Regions from separate parts of the Mus musculus genome. Here regions 2, 3 and 4 are each linked to region 1. The links are chromatin loops, found by intact Hi-C in ENCODE. Cell type or tissue: heart. All regions are shown on one strand. Each heading gives the region's core, and the rest is flanking DNA. Links, peaks and the distances in the headings are about the cores only.

Region 1 (5,691 bases), core at 518-5,517:
GCAAGAGAGAGCTGTCTCGAGCAGAGAGCTGTCTAGGGAGCCATCTTGAGCAGACGACAGAGCTGTCAGGTTATACTCACGTTGAGGTGTTCTTTCCCTGCTCCCTAACACCCACTCCTCAAGAATCCCTCCCCAAGCTGAGGCTGGCACTTGGCCCTTCCCTATAAGGACATGCTGATGTCTGCTTGATAATTCTGTGATTGTGCAGTACTGGTCACGAGCTGGCATCAAGCTGCCAATTGTGTTGCTTCAAAGAGTCCTATAGAGGCTCTGGGTCCTTTCTTCAGCTTACTAACCCACTTACATTCTTGAAGGGTGCTTTTCCATTCTTTTAAATATTAAAAAAAAATTAGTTGTGTTTCTGCAATTGTGCTGGTGTGTAGGTATGTCTATGTGCATGTGCATATGGAGGCCAGAAGAGGATGCCAGGTCCCGAATGACAGGAACCGAATGACAGACAGTTGTGAGCTGCCCAACATGGGTGCTGGGAACAGACCTTGAGTCCTCTGGAAGAGCATCAAGTTCTCTTAAGTCCATGTGTTTCCTTTCTCATCCAGCATGCTGTTCTATGCCTAACTTGAGGTGTGTGAGTTATTCTCTACCAATCCTCTGGGTAGCTATTAAGATTTTTACCTAATCTGTTCTTCTATTAAACTCAAATAAGACTGCCCTCTGGTTTGTTTAAAGGGGTACAATAAGAAGCTGCCATCTAAGCCACAGCAGTCACCCCTGACCATCCCTCCTTGTTGCCATCTGTCCTTCCCAACCCCACCCTCTGATGGCAGTGACAGGAGCTGCTCTGCTCACAATCAGCCCAACCATTTTATTCTAGGAATTTCTTCAATGTGTGGAGCCTCAGGGTAATGAGCATATCTTCAGGATTCACTCTCTCTCTCTCTCTCTCTCTCTCTCTCTCTCTCTCTCTGTGTGTGTGTGTGTGTGTGTGTGTGTGTGTGTGTGTGCGTGTGATATGTTAGCTAATTCTCTATAGTAAACAACTTTTCACTTAAAATTACAAAAGTAATTCCTGTTTCTCCAACCGTCCCTCAGACAACTGAGAGGTTTATGGCTATTTTAACTTGATTCCTGTTCCACTCCTCCCTCCACCCAGTTTATGAGATGCCTTTGGCTCTAACTAACAATAAGGAGAGTTGGAAACTCACAGTCAGTCATTTTAATGTCAGTCGCTCCAATGCCCTGATTCAATTACTGCAGGGATAGAGCAAACGAGTGTCTTCTTATTTATTCATTATAATTATGGATCATTTCAATAGTATCTCGTTGTGCTCACAACTCATAATATTTTTAAAGCCAATGAAACTAAAAATGTAAAAAAAGAAAAAAAAAGCCTTCTATGTAAACAAAGTTGTAAATATATATGTGTATGTATATGTGAGTGTGTGTGGGTGGGGTGGTTAACACAAAAAAATGTGTTTCAAATAGCAAGCTAAATACACAAAATAAAGATGATGTAAAAATACTGGACATCTTAAGGTTAAATGTTATTTCAGTTATTTTTTTAAGTTTTCATTTTATCTTTAACCAGGCCCAATAGCGCACTCCTTTAATCCCAGTGCTCGGGAGGCAGAGACAGGTGGATTTCTGTGACTTCAAGGGTAGCTTGATCTACATAGTGAGTTCTAGGACAGCCAATGCTACATAGTAAGACCCTATCTTAATGAAGAAATTTTATTTTATTATTAAATTTTGTATGTAAGATGCTGGGTTCATAGATAGGTTGGTGCAAGTACCTATAGAGTCCAGAAGTGGGCGCCAAGTATTCAGGAACTGGACTTCCAGGCAGTTGTAAGCCTGCTGTTGTGGGTACTGAGAGCTAAACTTGTGTCTCCTGTAAGAACAGTACTCACTCTGAACCTCTGAGCCATTTCCTGTCGTGTGTGTGTGTGTGTGTGTGTGTGTGTGTGTGTGTGTGTGTGTGTGGACATATGTATGAATGCATTTATATGTGTATGTTTGTTTGTATGTGTAAACATACACACAGACTTGATGCCAGGTATTCTATGCAAAATATTTTAAGCTTCACCCAGAAATTCAGATCCTTTGCTTACAAGAAGACAATGGAGGGATCCAGTGTACTGCTGATATAAACAGGCCTTCAAGTCACAGTGAGCTGAGACCCCTCACTGATTACAAAAATGCAGGTTTCAAGTGCACATCACACAGTGCCCCATACACACCCGACTCTCTCTCCTTCCTCCTACTTATTACCATTCATTATCCTGTTTAAATCTCAAAGCCCACACCTCCTTCCTTAGCATAAAATGAGGGGACTTCCAAGAGAAGCCTTCCATTCTCAATCCTACTGTGCCTGGCACTGGCTCCCTCCTTCCCTCCCTCCTTCCCTCCCTCTCTCTCCCCCTCCCTCCCTCCATCCCTCCTTCCCTCTCTCTCTCTTTCTTCCTCTCTCCCTTTCTCATCCCTTCCCCCACTCTTTCCTTCTTCCCTGCCTTCCCCCCTTTCCTTCCTAGCAGAAGTAGCAGAACCCTTGTTTCTTTTCTGCTGGTGATTTTTCCATATGCTCTCACTATATAAATACGTGCTGCTCTGCATTGCTTAGAGAATAAGGGCATGGGAATCCTGCTACCTGCTCATTTCACATGCAGTCTGCTGAGCATTCTGAGCTGGGCTTGGCTGGATCCTGATGTGCAGAGCCTGCAGACGTGGAGGATGAATGACTTTTGGGTTCCTTGTGTTTTTTTTTTTTTTTTTTTTTTTTTCAGTTTACCCTCCATGTGGCTACTTCCCTGAACAGACTGTGACTCTGCTACAGAAACATGAGCCTCTGGCTCCCCAGAGTTTACTCTGGTTCTCCCTGGCTTTACAGCCTGATTCTACCTCACTGACTGTGTGGTGCCAGGAAGGGGCTTTGCCTATAATCTAAAGTGATAGTGATATTTCTCGTGTTTGCTTACTGCTATTATTTTCATTGTCAAAGATTGATTGTGGGGTGGCATCCAGCTACAGCTCTAAGCCTGAGAAAATAATTTCCTGTATTTATTACTCTTCCCTCTATTGTGATCAAATACCTGACAAAGGACTCCAAAGGACTTGGAAGAAACTGGAGTTTAGTGCAGGGTTTCAAAGTTTTGGGGTTTCCGGGTTTTAGTCTGTGCTGGGCTGGCTCTGTCACTTTGTGCCCAAGCGGAGCTTGTCATCAGTGTGCCTGGGAGTGTGTAGGGAGAAGCTGTTCACTTCGTGGCTTGGCAGCAGGCATGCGGGAAGCAGAAAGAGGGGAAGCCAGCTCTCCTCCCATGGTTGCGACCGCCTCCCACGACAGCGCCACCTGCTGGAGGTCAAGTGCTCAGCCGTATGTGCCCTGGGGAACCACATCCCACTCAAACTGCCACAACCCTGCAACTGGCTTGTGTCTTCCTGAGGTGTGGAGGGAGGAGGTACTGACAACAGGAGTCTACTAATTCTTGGTGTGGTAGCTAAATGTCTGCAGTGCAATATCACTATTGTGTATTATTTTAACATACATGTAGAAATCTATATACACACCACAACAAAGAGCTTCATTCATTCATTCATTCATTCATTCATCTATTCATGGAAAGAACATCAGAACAGTATAGTACTAAAAAGTACCAATGCACTCTCCAAAGTGCCTGCTAAATTGATATTTGATGTGTGTGTTACTTTGACACACTCTGCTGCAGCTTAGATTTTTAGGTATCTCACACTGAAAGCACGAGCAAGCGTAGAGTTGGAGACTGAATACTCTGTTTCCCAGTCCAGTCAGTGAGAAGGTTGGAGATTTCATTTCTGTAGCCTGCTTTTTTTTCCTGAGGTATCAGGTCTTAATACTTTTAAATTACTGGAATAGAGATTTGGGGAGGAAGACAGGCTAGACGCTAAAGGTGGCTGTGAGCAGATGAGGCTTCCAGAAAATCTGTCAGGTTTAGTGGAATTACGACTTTGGAGTAAAGGTCACAGGGTGTGAAGACATAATTAGCAGGATTAGAGTGGCAGATTTTTTGTTCCGGATTCAACCGACAGTGCTCTGTAGCTGCTGCTTCTCTCCTAATCTCACTCAGGCGCCACACACCCCCCCCATCTGCTCCCTGTTCAGTGGCATAGAACAAGATGCTCACAGATGCCCACTATAAAAGAGTTAGGTAGATGACCATCTTCTCTGAACAGGAGCAGGTGCTGAGCCTGGGAGCTCAGCTTACACAAAAGGGGCATGTGGTCCTCTGGGTCACTGTGACACAGCCCAGAGACAGGAACATCCTGTGACACCAACATAAACTGATGGTCAGCCATTAAACTACGACTGACAAAGAACATCTTTAGGTTGGATTGTAATTGCTGTATCTTCCCTAGACATGAAATAGGAAGTGAATGCTACGTATGACAGAAATTTGAAAAGTCAGCAATTTATGCATAAGAAAAAGCATCCAGATGGCTCCCCTTAAGGTTGGCAAAGTTTTTTGTGTCGTGTCCAATATTTATGCTTTGATTGATGCAATCTTTTGATGAATATGCTGATAAAATATATTCCATAGCGAGCTTGTTTGGGGCTTGGGAAGCCCAAGTTGAGCTTCTCTGATCTTCTTCAACCTAGACAACAGACTCATCAACAGCCAGGGGGAGCAGGAGAGGCGTGTTGGATATGCCCCTACTCAACTCGGTTGAACCTCTTGGGACCTAAGATGCTGAGCAGTCACATCCTTTATGAGATGTTAATGATTTGCATCCTCTTCCTGTAACTACAGAATTGCTGTCACAGACCTTCTCCATACTCTCCTGTCCCTGCCCACCTTCCTCTGCCTTCATCTTTAAGGAGAAACAGAGGGAGTGCTGGATATGGAAAACCTACTTTAAAAAGTCAATTCCTTGAAGACCAAAGTGTGGACACTGTACCCCTTCTTAGAATTGGGAACAAAACACCCATGGAAGGAGTTACAGAGACAAAGTTTGGAGCTGTAACAAAAGGATGGACCATCTAGAGACTGCCATATCTAGGGATCCACCCCATAATCAACTTCCAAACACTGACACCATTGCATACACTAGCAAGATTTTGCTGAAAGGACCCGATATAGCTGTCTCTTGAGAGACTATGCCGGGGCCTAGCAAACACAGAAGTGGATGCTCACAGTCAGCTATTGGATGGATCACAGGGCCCCCAATGGAGGAGCTAGAGAAAGTACCCAAGGAGCTAAAGGGACCTGCAACCCTATAGATGGAACAACATTAAGAACTAACCAGTACCCCGGAGCTCTTGACCCTAGCTACATATGTATCAAAAGATGGCCTAGTCGGCCATCACTGGAAAGAGAGGCCCATTGGACACACAAACTTTATATGCCCCAGTACAGGGGAACGCCAGGGCCAAAAAAATGGGAATGGGTGGGTAGGGAAGTGGGAAGGGGGGGTATGGGGGACTTTTGGGATAGCATTGGAAATGTAATTGAGGAAAATACGTAATAAAAAAAAGTCAATTCTTCCAACTCTACGGGTCCCATGCTTCATACTTCATTAGGTCATAAGGCTCTGACCTATGAAATTCCACTACTAGGTAGGGGCTGAAGTCATCTGTGACTGAGCTCAAGTTGAACTCATTGAGGAGTGCTTCAGTATATGAGGATTTCACACTGGGATGGAGCAATCCAGGAAACCAAACTGGTTGACAATAGGAAACAGGCTGAAGAATATTATTTCCAG
Region 2 (5,691 bases), core at 437-5,436, 84 kb before region 1:
TTTCCCTTATGAACATTGTGTTTGTTTTTAGAAAGGGTATCACTATTTAGCCCAGGTTGGCCAACAATTTGAGCTCCTTCTCTTTCAACCTCCTGAGTAGGTATGTGACCATGCGTGGGACACAGGACAAAAACCCAGGCTTGGATAATCCTAGCCAATTTGTCCTGACAAAGACTTAATTCTAAAGCCCTTTACTGTATCGCTGACTGAAAGAATGCCTCTGTTAGCATCCTTGAAATCATCCTTGAGGCTGATGCAGATGAGTCCCTCTCTTTGGTCTACAGCACCACACCCGTATCACATCCTAGATCTCATTTCCTGACACTGTTGGCCTTGCTTTCTTGGCCGCACCGTTGAGGCTCCTCTGAAGAGGTCGAATGGGCTTTGACATTCAGTGTCACAGTGTCACTCCACACACTCCCTCTCTCAGCCCGAATGTGCTTCTGTCAAATCCTGGTTTGGCTGTCATCTCATCTGTCACTATCCTCCCTACTATTTGCTTTGACTTACATTATTTTATATCTTCATTTAAAAAGAATTGTCCCTACCCATCCTGGCTAATTGTCCATATGAGCTTTGCTTTGTCATAACAAGGTCCTTAAAACTGTAGGGACTGACACACTTGAACCTTGAACAAAAGCTGACAGTCGTGGCAATGGCAGGACCTGTGATGTGTGCCAAATGCTTCTTTCCAGAGACTTCCAGTTCAGCAATGTCATGAAAGACAAGTCCAAGTGTTTGACTTCATTAGGATTTCATTGATAAATCTTCTGCTATGTTGATCGTTGTCCTAGTTAGGGTTACCACCTGCCTACCTACCATCTATCTATTGTGTATCACTCATATTGGTCTGACTGTCTATCTCAGAAACCATGTGTTGATATTAATATCTCTACTTCCAATATAATATAAGACAGTTGCTTCTAACTGTGTTTTCACATTGTCTTAGTCTATTGCTGTGATGAAACACCATGACCAAAGCAACTTGGGGTGGAAAGGGTTTACTAGGCTTAAACTTCCATATCAGTGTTCATCACTGAAGGAAGTCAGAGCCGACGCAGAGGCCGTGAAGGATGCTGCTTATTAGCCTGGTTCCATGGCTTGCTCAGCCTGCTTTCTTATAGAATGCAAGACCACCAGCCAAGAAATGGCACCACCCACAATCAGCTGGGCCCTTCTCCCAAAAATGCCCTACAGACTTGCCTACAGCCCAATCTTATGGAAACATTTTCTGAATTGAGGCTCTCTCCTCCATGCTATCTCTTACTTGTGTCAAGTTGACATAAAGCTATCCAATACAATAGTACAGGTATGTATAGACCTCAAATAGTCTTTTCCATTATGACATCTTAGTCAGGGTTTCTATTTCTGCACAAACATCATGACGAAGAAGCAAGTTGGGGAGGAAAGGGTTTATTCGGCTTACACTTCCACACTGCTGTTCATCACCAAAGGAAGTCAGGACTGGAACTCAAGCAGGTCAGGAAGCAGGAGCTGATGCAGAGGCCATGGAGGGATGTTCCTTACTGGCTTGCCTCCCCTGGCATGCTCAATTTGTTCTCTTATAGAACCCAAGACTACAAGCTCAGGGATGGCACCACCTACAATGGGCCCTCCCACCTTTGTCACCAACTGAAAAAATGCCCCACAGCTGGACCTCATGGAGGCACTTCCCCAACTGAAGCTCCTTTCTCTGTGATAACTCCAGCCTGTGTCAAGTTGACACACAAAACCGGCCAGTACAACATCTGAACACAATCTAATAATAACAAAACCTGTTGATCTCAGCAGCTGCTGCATTCAAAGTATTTTTGATACTTCAGATTATCAATGTGGACATTTCTGGGTAGTCCTTATTGGACACCACTGGTGAATTACTTAGTTCTTCCCGGTAACACGGCGGAGCATTGTGAGTCTCGATGGCTGTGGGATGGTCGCTCGAGCAAACACCCAGGGCAGGAAGAATAGGGATTGTCCTTGATGTAATGCCCCTTGACATTTGGAAATGTGGGTTGCGTGAGCGGCTGCTACACAAGCAAATCTGGTACATTCCATCTCTGTGCTGAGCATAGGTCTGGCCTGAAAACTGATGCCCAAACCATATGTCTGGGAAAGCAAGCATTCCTCACATTCATCAAAAGCTCATCCTGGCAATCGAAGCTAGTAGGGCTGGACACATATGTGTCTGCATGGTCTATAGTGAGGAAACCACACTGGATATATATAGAAAGCATTGAAATGTTGGATATATTTATAGAAATGTCTGTGGAACATGCAGTTATTTTTAACAAGAAAGGCTTGAAGTCGTTCAGTGCACATGCATAATTGTACTACAAGTAAAGCGATGGATCCTAACACGATCCACATTTGCAGATACCATCCAGTCACTTCGGAGTCAAGTGCATACTGGGCATGGGAGAGGCAAGGGATTTCACAGAAACGATCTGATAAGCCTGGACCATGATCTGAGGAAACACGCAGGCCTGGTTGGTGTTGGCAGAGAGAGCAGATGTGCTCTAAAGGCTATTCCGTGCTCAGCTGCATGCAGACGACAACCTTGTTGAATTGAATTCTTCTCTTCTTTGTAGATTGTACCTACAGATGAGACTGAATTTTTTTTAATGGTTTTAGAAAACTTTCCACTGATAGGGGAACAGGAAATGAGCTAACCAGCTGCTTGCACACTGCTCTGTTGCAAACCTTGCTTGTGAAGACAAGTGACATCAGCAGGAGACCTGACCTCTGAGGGAGAAGTTCCAGAAGTGGACCACACTGTTCCCTGGGGTGGGGTTCTGGATAAGTCGGCTAAGCACAGTCGCTTCCCATTCTCTGCTTTTTGCCGATGAGGTGTGACAAGCTGCTGTAAATTCCTATTGCCACTCCTGCCTCACCGTGATGAACAAGGAGCTGAAATGAACCTGCCCTGCCTTTTATTGCAGGAGCAGAGGAACACTGAGCATAGGAGTTCCCATGGCTCCTGTTTATAAACAGTCCTCTAACTCAGTGTCAGACATGGAACCCACAGACACTCTTCCATATTACCCAAACATGAGAGGCAGAAAGTGAGAAGAACCCAGAGGGCAGACGATCGCTATGGACACAAGATTTGCATCTTTTTAAAGACTGTAAACTTTGAATCGGGCCCAAAGCCCAGAAAGGATGTGAGAATACAGGGAAGGAATGCCAAAGTGGACGGTGATGGTAGAGTTGAGATGCTATAGAGAAGTTTCAAACTTGAAGCTGCTGGTAGAAGCAGGGTTTGGGGTCTCAAATACAAGACTGTGATCACACCTGCTTGTTCATTTAAATATTTTTATTTACTTATTTATGTATATGTATATGAGTGTATGTGTGTGTGACCATGTGTGTTCGTGTGTGTGTGTGTGTGTGTGTGTGTGCATGTGCGTGTGCGCAAGTGTGTGCATGCATGCACGCACGTGTGGTGGGTGCTAATAGAGTCCAGAAGAGGGTGTTGGATCCCATATGGTAGGAGGTACATGGGGTTCTACACTCCCTAGTGTGGGTTCTTGGAAACAAACCCCAGTTCTCTGAAAGAATAAGAAGTGCTCTTAATGTCTGAGCCATCTCCAGCCCCACAACATCTGTTTGTTCCTCTGGCCTCCCAGAACCTGAAACAGAGCTTGGAATATAGTAGATACTTGCCAAATTCAGAATTCAGCACCAAAACACAGGCAGAATTGAAGAGGGATCTCAAAATGCCAAAATACTGGCCTGAAGCTGAGGGGCAGATGAGATTTCAGTGTTTACTGTATTTGTGTTTGCACAGCCTAAACAGTGACACAGAAACAGAGACATCACAGCTGTCCCCATGGATGACAAGTTCAGAAGCCTGAAAGCAGAAAGCTTCCCTTAAACCTGACAGAATACTGAAGCCTCAGAGACATTGTCAGCCTGGAATCTGAATGGGAGAATGCAGAGAGTCACAGTTGGGTGTGCCTATGGGGGACAGAAAGTCGGAGGAGCTGTCCTTGTTGAGAAATGTATGTGACCATTTTATCAATCAGAGAAGGTGATTGACAAGCCCATTTCCCCCAGGTTTTCCCTCTGGAATTGTAATCAGGGTCTCAGGGCAAACAGTTGAGGAAAATCTTGTGTTTCTAGTAGGTCAGGAGAAAATTACCGGTTTTGAAGTATGACAGGACATTCGCCATAATCAAGCTTTTATAAAGCAGGAAACAGCTTACCCTAGGCTCTACCTGATGCTACTCCAGCCTTGTCTGGCATCCCTGTCTGGTCTATGGTAGAGATGAGATAAGAAAAGCTACTGAAAATTAACTCTATCAAGCCACCCAAAGACTGGGCTTGATCACATGGCTGCAACCCAGAGTACCTCTCCCATAGACTCATACCACAGTGATGGGGGTTCCTCAGAGAAACCTCACTAAACACCAGTAGATTGTAGCTGAAAGATCAACAAGATGCCGTCACCATGTAAGAAAGAATTGATATCAAAACCCAAAGACAACAGGGATGAGAAAACAAAAATAAGAAAAGAGAAAGGAAAAGTGTGTTAGGTTTAGTACAGCTATGGCAAGACATGAAATGTCTCAAGGCTAGCCAGATTGACCCCACAGGGTACAGCTGTTTACCTTCACTCTGCCTGCATTAAAATCAAATTGACCATGATAGACACGTATAAGGCATGCCAGCAGACAAGGACCAACACCTGACATCAGCTGGAGAGTCATATAGAGCACAACTTTTGAAAACACCACACAAGGGCTATAAAATAACTCTGGTCAACCTGTAATAGCTCAAATGGAAAAAGCATGTAAAAATTACTTCCCATGTAGAGATGGAAACTTTGAAAGAGAACAAAAGGGAAAAGCTAGAGATGAAAACCAACATAACTGAAATGGAGAATGAATTTGCAGGCTTCCTGGCCAACTGGATCATCATTGGAGACAGGGAGTTTGGACATATGCTACTAGAAGTTTCCCAAAGTTAACTGCAAAGAAAAATAAATAAATACCCATACCCCCTGAGTATACACGTAGCAAGGATCTTATAAAAAAAAAGAAAGAAAGAAATGCGTATATATATTATAAATGCATATATATTACTTTATAACTTTCTGTAGACTTTATGTGTACATAATGTATAGTAGAGTACTCTCCAGAAATCAAATTTGTAAAACTTTTATATACATGGACGTAAATACTTCTCAAAACAACTACATAGGGTAAATACAACTGTCCTTATTTTATAGCTATTCAGTTTCCTAAGATACTTCAAGGAATGAGGAAGCAGGAAATAGATGAGCAGGAGCTAAAATCACAAATCCATAAGTAAGAGAAGTCAGGGAATTTACACATTACAAAACTCGAGTTCTGGCAGATTGTAAAGGCTGGGATTATCATCCCAGCTTCTTCAGTGATCCATCTGTGACCTGGAGGACACAAAATGGAGACTTGGCTGAGCCACTGGGTCACAGACATAATTATGCAAAGCACTGAAGGAGCCAAAGGATCTTGGCCACTTGAAGGTGATACATCTTATGTTTTGAGCCCTAGTAGGGAAGGGCACAGAGCAGAGACAAGAGCCAGTCTGTCAGAGACAATCTGAGTCCTCAGATGCAAGGCCAAGGACCAAGAACCATTCCTCTACACACCTGCCACGACCATCTATCAGTATGGATGGGAACTCATTGTATTCTGGGTTCCTCGATAG
Region 3 (5,691 bases), core at 505-5,504, 500 kb before region 1:
CTCCACACCCAAGACACAAAACACTGCTGTTGTTTAGTGCAGTGGTCTGCAGGACTTCACAGCAGCCCAAGAGCTCAGCTACTCTAGAGGGGGAGGGTGGGTGGTGGTGGTCACAGAGTCTATGGGGCATAGAATTGGATATCGCTGATGATCACGGCATCTTCATCTATATTACATACACATAATTTCTGCTAGCCTCAGAAATTCTATAAAGCCTTCAACTTTATAGAAAAATATGTATATTCTTCTCCTTAACATTACCTACTACACATACCTTTATGTTTTTATACTGCTATTGTGTGTTTGCTACTAAATTGCTGTGTTGCTCATTATCATAGAATATGGCTTTTAATTAAAAAAATTTATGGTGTTAATAACAAGGTGTAAAGTACAGAACTAAGCTATTCCAAAAGCTCTTTTCCCAGAGTGTTTTATTGTTGTGGTAAAACACGGACCATGTGGGGTAAAAATGGGGTCCCATGTACGCTAGGGCCGCTGGGCGAGGCGAGACTCCCGGAAGTTTGGATTGTGCACACCCCTATGGAACCACTGGACAGGCGTTGGGCTGTGAGAAGACGCAGGACCCCCGCTCCGGGGGTGGCGAAGGAGCGGTCTGGGGTCCCCTCGGAACTGCCGGAATCGGGATCAGATTCTCAGGCACCACAGACACCGCTGAGCACTGAGGAAGTGCCGTGCCGGTTCTGGGGGTCCCTGGGCCGCAAGGAGGCCAAGGACGTCAGGTTTTCAGTCTTGGACATTTCAGGTGCCCCTGGATGTCTCAGAAGAGGCGAGAAACAGAGTGGGGATGGCGGGCGGACTCTGGCCCCGGGGACTGAGGGGAAAAGGGCAGGGGGAGAGAGCTCCAGCTGGTTACTGCAGGGATGAGAGCCTTTGGCTTGGTCTGCAACGTCTTGGGTTGGCGGAAGCCGTGGCTATTGTGCAAGGAGTCCTCCTGGTGGGAGGTTAGACGCGTGGCTTGTTCGGGGAAGACCTGCTCCATTGCTCCAACACAGCGGTCCCAATGAGAAGAGACAATCCATGGTTTTTAAGGCGTTTATTGTAGAAAGGCAGAGAGAGGGAGAAGAGTAGAGAAGCAGAGGGCGGCCATGGCCACACAGGGAGGGGAGGGGGGAGAGAAGGTGGAGAGAGGGGGAGCAAGGGAGCAAGAGTAAGAGCAAGAGAATAAGAGGTAAGAGAGAGAGGAGGGGGCAAACAGCTCCTTTTATAGTGGGCTGGGCCCACCTAACTGTTGCTAGGTAACCGTGGGGCGGCTCATACCTGGCTGTTGCCAGGTAACTGTGGGGGTGGAATCCAGACAGAATACCAGGAGCTTGGAGCATTGCCTACATGAACATGACTGATGGCCACACACCTCTCTGGGGGGTGGGGTGGAGGTGATGGTGGTGGGAGGCTGTAGCTGCGACAGGAGTCAGGGGTCCAGGAGGGGTCCAGGAGGCATGGCTGAACACCTTCGGTCCCTTAGGGTCACCAGGATTCCAGGCCTGTGCTCGACTAGCTCACCGCCCCACAGGACCAGAAGAAAGTTGTGGGAGGAGAGAGTTTTATTGTCTATAGGTCACAGTCCATCCCTGAGGGAAGTCAAGGCAGGAACTTGAGGCAGGAACTGAAGCTGATCATGGAGAACTAAGCTTTCTGGCTTGTTCCCTGGCTTGGTCAGACCACCTGCCTAGTGATGGCACTGTCCACAGGGGCTGGCCTTCCTGTGTTTATCAGCCATCAAGAAAATGGTATAGAAACCATTCTGATGGAATCAGTTTGTCATCTGAGAGTCCTTCTTCCCAGACGTTAGTAGGTTTGTGTCAAGCTGACAAGAGCTGTGACAGTCGTCAGAGTCTCGGGTACATTTGAAGATAGAGGGGCTATCTGTGAGGGCTATACAAGTACATTTGGGGCTAAGAGGAAAAATGCCTCAGACTGTGTGGCCATGAACATGAACATCCCTAATGCAGGCTCTTACATCAGAGGACGTTGCCAGAATATCGCTAAACGTATTTTGTGGATAACCTGTGCCAATCTATTCTCTTGATGGGGCTATCCATAACTTCCAACCACACAGTAATGCCACATTAGTATGGAACAATATCAGTCCTGTCCCTTAGTACAGGGGTTAACGCAGTCATCTTTGGTTCTTTTGGTAATAGAATGGAAAAAAAAATCACAAGTTAAAATTTCTTTTGTTTTTACAACATCTGGTTCTCAGTCTCTTAAGAAGAGAATTCTTGGCTCTTCAACCCCTGCTCAGATCTATGATCTTGTGAGGGGCATCCTGCTGCATGCACACACTTTTGTCCTCATCGTTAAATTATATATGGCGCTCGGTGTTTTTAACAGAGTCATAAATAAAACTCCAAAGAGCCAGCGAAGTTGTGTGGATGCCACACACAGATGAAAAGTGGATGAGCCTCTAGGAAAGAACACACCTCTCTTAGTCTCCATCTATATTTAAAATGGAGAGGGCAGAGTAGCAGGAGACAGCCCGATGCAAGGCTGAATGGGAGAGACCCTTAGCAAGTGCCCAGTCATTTGCTATGTAAGCTTGTTTAACGAGGCACGAAGCCTGATTTAATAAACTTCCAGGGCTGTATGAGCAACGAGGATCCCAGTGTGCACTCCTGTGCCACGTGTGCCTTTCTAACTACGCTCACACAGAGCTCCCAGGCATGGAAAGATGTCCTGTAAAATCAATTTTGTGATTCAATACTTCTCATAAGTGTCCATAACTGTGGTGGCTCAAATGTCCATCTCTACGCTGCACATGTCACCTCAGGTAGCCACATGTTACCTCAGGTAGCTCTCTGGGGCTTGGTAAGGTGATAACCACTTTAAGATATGGAAGACAAATGCCAGAAATATTTTATTTAAAACCACCTCACCAGTGAAAAGGAGGACGTTTGAACTGGCCTGCTGTCTTAATTCTCTGAGCTGTCATTCCAGAACTTTCCGATGCTTTTTCACACAGCAACACAAGTGCGAAGAAGTCATATTTGTGTACAGGCAGGAAAACTGGCATGGTTACCCCGGAGTCATGTGATCATTGCGGCACACTGGGCATGTGGAAAGAAATTGTCTTATTTTCTGGTAAATTTGAATTTAAGCAACTTTCTCCCCACTACTAAATAAGTCCAGAGACTGATCTGACAATTCAGCCATTTTTATTGGCACCAACAGGCAGGCGCAGGGAAATGAGGCTGAAGGGAATGCTCTTGAGATGGCTTCTGTTTTTCAAAGGGCTTCTTGCACAGACTGACTTGGGACAAGTTGGTGGGATTGACACAGAAATGTTGGTCATGGATTGACCAACAGGTGGCACCAGGTCCTAAAGCAAGCCTGCCTTCCTAAAGTGCTTAGCTACTCAATCAGGCAGGTCACAGTAGGAGCTGGAACCCTGCTCAGAGAGACACTCAGAAACAAGGTGGGCTTGAAGAAGGCATTTCAACTGCAGGACCAGCCCCACAGAGCTGGCTAAGGGGTCCGGTCCCTCTACTCTAGCTCCCTGTGTGAAGTCTCCCAGTCACTGCCTGCCTTGCTCAATTGTTCTTGTGGAGGTTGATTGTCACGTGTAATCAAGTGGCTGGGACTCGACTGTTCAAGATGGCTTATTGCCACCCTAAAAGGGAAACAGGGAAACCAAGATCAGATCATGTCTTCTTGAGCCTGTCTGTCTGTTTCCTCTGAGGCTGATATTTCTGAGCGGTAGATCTGTTGTTTACTGTTAGTAGAAGGTTATTCTCGCTAGTAAATCCCACACAGCAGGTTCTTTCGTGAGCTGTCACTGAGGGAGATAAAATGCTATGGTAGAAGGGGAGCAAGATGGTCTTTAATTCTGTTACAAAGACTCTGAGCCTCTTTGTCAGAAAAATTGTCATAAGTCCCCCAAAGTGGTGAACCAACACATACATACTATGGATATAATTAAATATATTATTAAACTTTAAAATCTTTTACCCAAAATTGATAGTTTATCTAAAAGAGTGTGAGTGTGTGTGGTGTTTTACCTGCGTGTGCGTCTATGAAACACACACACGCAGTGTCAGAGGAGACCAGAATATGTCCAATCTCCTGGAACTGGAGTTAGAGACAGTTGTGAGGGATGTGGGCGCTGGGAACAGAACCTGAGTCCTCTGCAAGAGCAGCCAGTGCTCTTACCCACTGAGTCCCGATAGTTACCGATAGTTACCGTTCAGGAAGGGAGAAAGGACTCACACCTTGACGTGATTGGTTCCAGACTGTAGTTATAACACTCATGTTAGTTGATGACAGATACGTTGCTTGGGTTAAGGAAGTTTCTCTTTCCTCTTTGTCGAATCTAACCTTTTCTGTGTAAGTGATACTGGATGTGACTGGTTAACAGAGTACTTTCTGGAGATTCATTGGTGACTTCTCAATAAACAACCTAACAGACAAGAAGCAGTGAACTCCAGAGGGGTCCCACCCTTCTCAGGGACAAAGGATTCTAAACGCATTTTACCTCGGCACAGCAGGTCAGCCACTGTCTGCAGAGTCTGGTGAACCTGTGCTACTGAGGCTCTTTCAGTTCCATAGAAAAGAGACATCACATCAACCAGGGAGGGAAAAGCTTGATAGAAGGACGTGAAGAATGAGTAGACAACGGGGAATGTCTCAGCTGGCTTCCTGGAGCCTAGACGTTTGCTCATGGTCAGCAGGGTTCACTCTGTCTGTTTCTCTCATGCTCCCTCAGGGCTAGGGAGCCTTTATTCCCTTTCTGTATCATAATGTCCTGCCTTTGGGAAGTGCTCTTATCAGACAACTGCCCCATGTTCCTCTTCTTCTGTCCTCCTTTTAAAAACATCAAGGTTTCCTGGTGGGCTGGTCTCTATCTTTCTGTTAGCTTCTGAATTGCCTTTGCTGTTTAAAATCCTTTTACTCTGTGCCCTTTCTTCCAACAGCCATCCATCATCTGTTGATTCTTGGTGTCCAATAGAGGATTCAGTTGCTTTGTCCACTGCTGTAGACTGTGGCTGCTGGGTCGCTCTTTGGTTGGCTTAGGTCAGGTCCTTCCCTAGTTTTTTGGTACCTGTCCAAGACAGTAGAGCTTTGTGGTTTGTTGCATGAAGACATACATGGGGGAAACATACAAGAGTGGATTCTGGCCTCCATTTTCAGGCTTCCCGGGATGGATGGCCAATGGCAGCTGTGTTTCATGGTGGCCTCAACAGGCTGTCTGCTGAGGTTAAGTGTGGAACAAGAGCTAAAATGATCAGTGTTTTGACTAAGGCTCCCTCCACAGACTACGGGAACTGTGCCTATGTAGATAGTTTTCTATTCTGCTATAGTAAATTATGCTAAACTCAATGATGCAAGTCTGGCATGTCACAGTCTTATGGGTCCAAAGTCTCACAGGAGACTTTTGTCTCTTATGGGCTTGTGACCGAGATGTCCTTAGGGCTATGTTCCTTTCTCAAGGCTGGAAAGCAATCTGGTTTGCAGGATCATTTGGAGTGTTGGAAAACTCAGTTTTTGCTGTTTTGAGGCAGAAAGGTTGTTTTCTTGTTGCCTGTCAGTTGAGGGCTATTCTAAGCTTCCGGGGCATCTTGTATTCCTTGGCTGGTGGCGCCTTCTTCCACCTTCAAAGCCAGTAATAAAACCAAGTAGGTGAATCTCAGGTTCCAAAGGTCTCCTGGCTCCCCTTCTGTCTCCCCGTCTCCCTGG
Region 4 (5,691 bases), core at 204-5,203, 53 kb after region 1:
TATATGTGTGTGTCTATGTGTGTGTGTGTCTGTGTCTGTGTATGTGTGTGTATGTATTTATGTATGTTTATATGTGTGTCTGTGTGTATATATGTGTATATGTGTGTGTCTATGTGTGTGTGTGTGTGTGTGTGTGTGTGTGTGTGTGCGCGTGCGCGCGCGCACGAGCGAGCGAGCCTGTGATGTGGAGAGGATAAAGGATAAATTCCATTCTTACTACAGAATGCCACATAAAGGACAAGAAGGATGCACATTTAGAGTCATCTATTACCACAACAGCAAAGACCAGTTTACTTCCAAATAATGCTCCTAGGAAGGAGTGACATCAACTGATGGTAACAAGGGAGGCACACCTTCTGTCCCGGCCCCCAAGAAACAGACGCAGGAGATTCAGGAGTTCAAGCCCATCCTCTTTGTAGTGAGTTTGAGACCAGCCTACCTACTTCTGACCAAACTTCAAAGAAACAAAGGAATTTTTAAGTAAGTAATGAGCAAAGAAAATATACTAAGCATGTGACCTTCTTAATCAGAGAGACAAGAGAGAGGAAGACGTAGGATACAGGGTTCAGCCATTGAGTAATGTGCTCATTGCACAGTGTGTGCATTGCACAGGTGCTATGTGTTAAGATACAAGAATGGGCCTTGTTCTCATGGGCTTCCTCATCAATTAGGAAAATACAGGGAACAGATACATATAAAGTAAATTGTGGGTGTCCAGGGCCTGCCTGGCTACTTAGGAGACAACTTTGGAGCACATTTCGAAAGTGGCTCCATACAGAGTATTGTGACTAGTGGGCTGGGGGGAAGAAAGAAAACAGTTCCTTATTACAGAGACAAAAGGAACCCTGCTTTTTATCCCGAGTATGCTCACCCCTAGCTACAGAGATCCTGCAGCTAAATAGCTGTCCACACTGGCAGGCCTGACTTGCTAGAAATCAAAGCGAGACTCCTGTGAGAACCTGGCATTCTCAGAAAGTACCCCGTGCACAGTGGAAGAAGGTGACTTGCTGGTGTTAAGATGAGACGGAGGAGGAGAAAGTAATCCAAGGGCCGTGAATGAACAGCTGGTGCTCACGTGGACCTGATATCACAGTATAGCCTCCAACCCTGCCAATCCAAAGGGCAGTCCACAGTGGATTTGGTCACATTGTCTCAGCTTGCTCAGATTTTACAAGCGCCCATAGATCAACTCGCCATTCACAAACTCTCTAAGCATGGGAGGTACAATCACTGAGAACCAGATCCTGTGGAAATCCCATTCACAGAACTAGTCCAAAACCCAGCCACTGGAATGATCAGAGAGAGACTATAGAAGTAAATGTATTTAATGCTTCCAAATTAAAACTATTTCAAGCATATAAGAAGATATCAAAACCAAACAAGAGGATGTCAGGAAATAGTAGATCTATAAATAAATAAATATCATGACAGATAATGGCATTTATTCGGGACAGGTGACTTTCTCCATCCTCCAGAGGTTCCGATTTTAACTGCTAACATGGCGATAGCTTCCCATTCGGGAAGTCCACAATAATATCACCTCTAATTATATCTTACTCTCTACCCTTGCCTTAGGCTGTTTGAATATATGAGAAAGAGAAGCCTAAAATTGAGAGAGTAGCCTGAGAGTTCTCAACTATACTGCTCCCCCAAAAGGAACTGCATCAGTGGGTTTACCAGCATACACTCGTCTGTGTGTCTGTACACTCATCTCTGCATCTGTTCCCTCCTCGTCTTAGGAATGCATGCCTGCTGATGCATTTGGGGTTCTTTGAGGGGGCACAGAATTAAGTGAGCAGGAATCGGCTTTTCCTGCTGGCAAGAATGTTGACCTTTGATAGTTGTCTCCTTTCGTCACAGTGTCCAGCTTAGATGTCAAAGTTCCATGAAACCCTTTTTTTGGAACTCCAATATTAATGAAAAATTCATGAACTCACATATTGCATAAGTCCAGCGGAGAAGTGTTAGCAATGCCTTCTATTTATTCCCCCCATCTGCCTGCATGATTCATGATTCCCCTCTGCCCCTTCTTCCCTGGTGAAATCTATACCAAGACACACATGTGTTGATTATATAAGCCCTTCTCTACCTACTCATTGCAAAGTTAGATCCATAGATGTTGTGTGTAAGAAACCCTCCATCAATTAACCAGCAATGAAACTTAGTACCCATAGACCTCTAACCCAGGTTCTGTCCTGATAATTCTACCTGTGGAAGGGCTGAAGACAGTCTAGTGTCACAACTATGGATCTGTGCCGCCACCTACTGACTGGAGGTCAAAGTGCCTAAAAAAATCCAAACCAAAACAACATTCTAGAATACTCAGGACAGTCTTCCCAAAAGTTATTTAGGCACCACCAATAGTGATGAGATGGAGAAACTCTGGACTTAGCTCTCACATCATACCCTGCTCAGAAAGTCACTATGCTGAGTAAGGAATTAAACACTAATCTATCTAGGGATAGCGTTTAACTGTGGCGCAAACATAAGACCCTAAAAGTTGCACTTGAAACTGACAGCCAGGTCAGAGATTGTGGAATAAGTAGATATTGCCTATAACAAATGTGTGAGTGTAGTTTGAGTTACGCTTATACTCAAGAAGGAGTGAAGGGTCAGGAACTGTTCCTGGGTTCAGACTCCTAACTTAGCTATATTGAAGATGTTATGTTTCAATGTGTGAGTTTCTTCCTTTCTCAGGTGAGAGGAACAACAGGATATGTACATCTCCCGGTGTTGCTATGAGGACTATATCAGCTAATATTTGGAGAGTTACAGGCAGTGTGAGCCACCTAAACTAGGTGCTAGGAACTAAACTTTTTTTTTTTTTTTTTTTTTGGTGGTGGTGGGGGAGAGGGTAGTTTTGATTTGTTTTGGTTTTGTCTTGCTTTGCAAGAACAGCAAGCACTCTTAGCCACTGAGCCATCTCTCCAGTCACAGAGACTGTTCACCTTACATGACACTCTTCAAGATGATTCACTGGAAGGGGTGTGACAGGATTGAACTGCTGTGACCAGCTCCAGAGACTTGTCTGTCTTGCATTTGAATGAAATCGATTCCAGCCGTTAGCATATAATAGGTCCTTGGTAAATATTGTGTGTTGGGTTCCGTTCCTAGCCTGTGTCTCCCTGAAGTTCCGTTCCTAGCCTGTGTCTCCCTGAAGTTCCGTTCCTAGCCTGTGTCTCCCTGTTTCCTCTGATGTCTAGAATAGGGGAGTCTACCTTGGGAAACCAAGCCCGCTGGTTGGCTGGCATTCCCGAGACGGTGGAGGATGGTGTGTATCTTTCCAGAAGCTTCCTGAGCTGGTGTTTTCATTCCCAAGTCTCTTTGCTCAAACATTTGACTGTTCACATTCTCCCAGGAATAAAGTCAGGGCTGCTGTTTTCTGAATCCGGTGTTAACATTGCCAAGGGGATAATTCTCTTTGTGGCTATTGATAACTATTATGGTCCTGTTTACGCAACTGTAAATGAATGAGCTGCTGTGTAAGAAAACACGGCGAACTCCTCTAGCCCAGCATGGCCCTTACCTCTATCCCAGCACTGCCCTTACTGAGAGAGCTTGACATTTAAACTCTTGAGTGAGGGAAGAGCGCCACGGTGTGGTTCTAGAAAGTGATTCATAATCATAAATGTTGATTCACAGATAAAAGACCCTCCCAGGAAACATCCGGGTCCTCTGGCTCTTACCACCATCGCTCCTTCTCCTTTTCCATGATGAGGCCAGCAGCTCACACATACTAGGTAAATGCTCTACTACTGAGACACACCATCACCCCATGTCTGTGCAAGTAAGTGTGGAGGCCACCAGAGAGCAGCGGAAAGCATGAAGACGAAGACGATAGTTTCTTTTGGATGACTTGTGGGTCAAGCAATGTTATGGTCTGTTAGGTACTGGTTCTTACATGTATTTGAGCAAGCTTAATCTTTGCCTCCCTGTGACAGCCACGATGTCAGGTTGCAGGCCTACTTCCTGTGATCCACAAGTTTGGGAGGCAGACAAATGTAACCAGTCATTTGACAGTGTAACGGCACCCTCAGGAAATGCAGAGATCGTCGGAGGCAGCTGGGTCTGTTCTGAGAGCAAGGGACAATGAGTGAATGACCCAGTGGGTACCACTGAGAAAGGGGATCTCGGCAAAATTCAAGGTCCAGGCTAAGAAAGTTTTAGAAATTGGAAAGTGATTCTGTGTGATATGTTGGGCAGGCCACTCACTTCTTGGATCTGTTATATCTGTATTTAATTTCCATTTTTCTTCTATGTGTCTTCAAAATATCTCATTACTAGGAAAGAAACTGGCTCTTTTCAACCATGACATGTCATTTTTAGACAATAGCAATTTGACTTTCAAAAGCATACATCATATCATTGCAGTGTAAATAACATAATGTTATATTTTTATTCTCCAGCGTAAAATGTATTCTGAATTTTATTCCACTGGGAAAAGAGAGATGTGTTAAAAGGCAAACTCAAGAAGTAGGCACAGGTGCATAGAGAGGCAATAATTTGTCTGTTGATTTTGTGTCCTGCAACTTCATGGAAAGTCTTTATTAGATTTACATTTTTCTGATGGGATCTGTGTAGTCTTTAAATAAGCACTCATGATGTCAGCAAATAGTGGTATTGAGACTGCTTCCTTTCTAATTTTTATATTTTTCTTGCCTTATTTTCTTGAAGACGGAGTGCTAAATAGAGTACGAGCAGGGCAGGTGGTGTTGGGTCATCGTTCCAGATGTTATGTAAAATGCTTTCTGTTTTTCTCACATCATATAATCTTGGCTGTAGGTTTGTCATATTTAGCCTTTATTATGTGGAGGTAAATTCCATATAATCCCAGTTTATTTGAGTCTTCGATCATCGAGGTATGTTGAACTTTCTCAAATGCTTTTTCTACAACTATAGGCATGATCCTGTGATTTCTGATTTATTTACTGAATTGTATATATTGGACAACTTTGCTTTCCTAGGATGCATGTGCCCTCCCCCAGCACTGAGCAGACAGGCTCAGATCTTGTTTGCCACAGTTGCTAGCTCACCTAGAGTGGAGTCTTCCGACCTAGGTAAAGTCTATTGTCTGCCACATCTGCAGCTTCCTGCAAGAAGCCACCACCTGCTGAGCAGCCTGGGCTCATTTTCCTGAGGAGTTCCTGGCATAATGTGGGATGGATGGGTCTCCCCCCTTTAAATTCAGACCCTAGAATTAAAACATTGAGCCTTGATCAGAGAACTTTGTCTTGGCTCGTTATTTCTCTCGCCATCCTTCCCATCCATCCCCAGCTTTCCTTTCAGGAACCCAGGAAACCATGGCCCCTGGCAGCTACAAATGAAACCAACTTGTTCATAGCATTTGTCTTTCATGTGTTCTCCAATTTAGTTTGCAAGTATTTTATTGAGGATTTTTCTTTATTTGTTTGAGAATTTTTCTATATTTGTTAGAGAAGTCGGTCAAGTGTGTGTGTGTGTGTGTGTGTGTGTGTGTGTGTGTGTGTGTTTGTATGCCTTTGTATGACTTTATCTGATTTTGAAATCAGGGCAGTCCTGACTTTGTAAGAAGTTTGCTAATGTCCTGTGCCTTTCTCTTTTGTGGATCAGTTTACAAAATGCTGGCATTACATCTTCCTTTTCACTCTGGTAGAACTTACCCGTGAACAGCCATCCCTGAGCCTTTCTTTGTTAAGAAAAATTTAACTCCTA

What was found. Peaks named below come from ENCODE experiments on the same cell type or tissue, not always from the same donor. Only the 100,000 strongest peaks of a DNase experiment are listed, where the experiment ranks them.
Region 2: it touches region 1 in a loop (2.5-fold over the local background); 2 of 42 quality-filtered maps call a loop at or near these places.
Region 3: it touches region 1 in a loop (11-fold over the local background); 6 of 42 quality-filtered maps call a loop at or near these places.
Region 4: it touches region 1 in a loop (2.1-fold over the local background); 4 of 42 quality-filtered maps call a loop at or near these places.

The regions. Positions count from the first base shown.
Region 1 is chr1:189,078,588-189,084,278 of GRCm38, reverse strand. It overlaps the pseudogene Gm18698. Among named protein-coding and RNA genes, the nearest start is that of Gm36561, 47 kb to the right of the region's middle. In heart, for the core only: CTCF peaks have their summits at 1,729 (motif pointing right), 3,308 (motif pointing left) and 4,613; a DNase peak (open chromatin) is centred at 3,268; H3K27ac peaks cover 323 bases.
Region 2 is chr1:189,162,366-189,168,056 of GRCm38, reverse strand. No RefSeq gene overlaps it. Among named protein-coding and RNA genes, the nearest start is that of Gm36561, 130 kb to the right of the region's middle. In heart, for the core only: no CTCF peak of the experiment used is centred there; DNase peaks (open chromatin) are centred at 2,676 and 3,616.
Region 3 is chr1:189,577,208-189,582,898 of GRCm38, reverse strand. No RefSeq gene overlaps it. Among named protein-coding and RNA genes, the nearest start is that of Gm30088, 40 kb to the left of the region's middle. In heart, for the core only: a CTCF peak has its summit at 3,312 (motif pointing right); no DNase peak of the experiment used is centred there; H3K4me3 peaks cover 690 bases; H3K27ac peaks cover 470 bases; H3K27me3 peaks cover 289 bases.
Region 4 is chr1:189,025,012-189,030,702 of GRCm38, reverse strand. No RefSeq gene overlaps it. Among named protein-coding and RNA genes, the nearest start is that of Gm36561, 6.9 kb to the left of the region's middle. In heart, for the core only: CTCF peaks have their summits at 2,268 (motif pointing left) and 3,615; no DNase peak of the experiment used is centred there.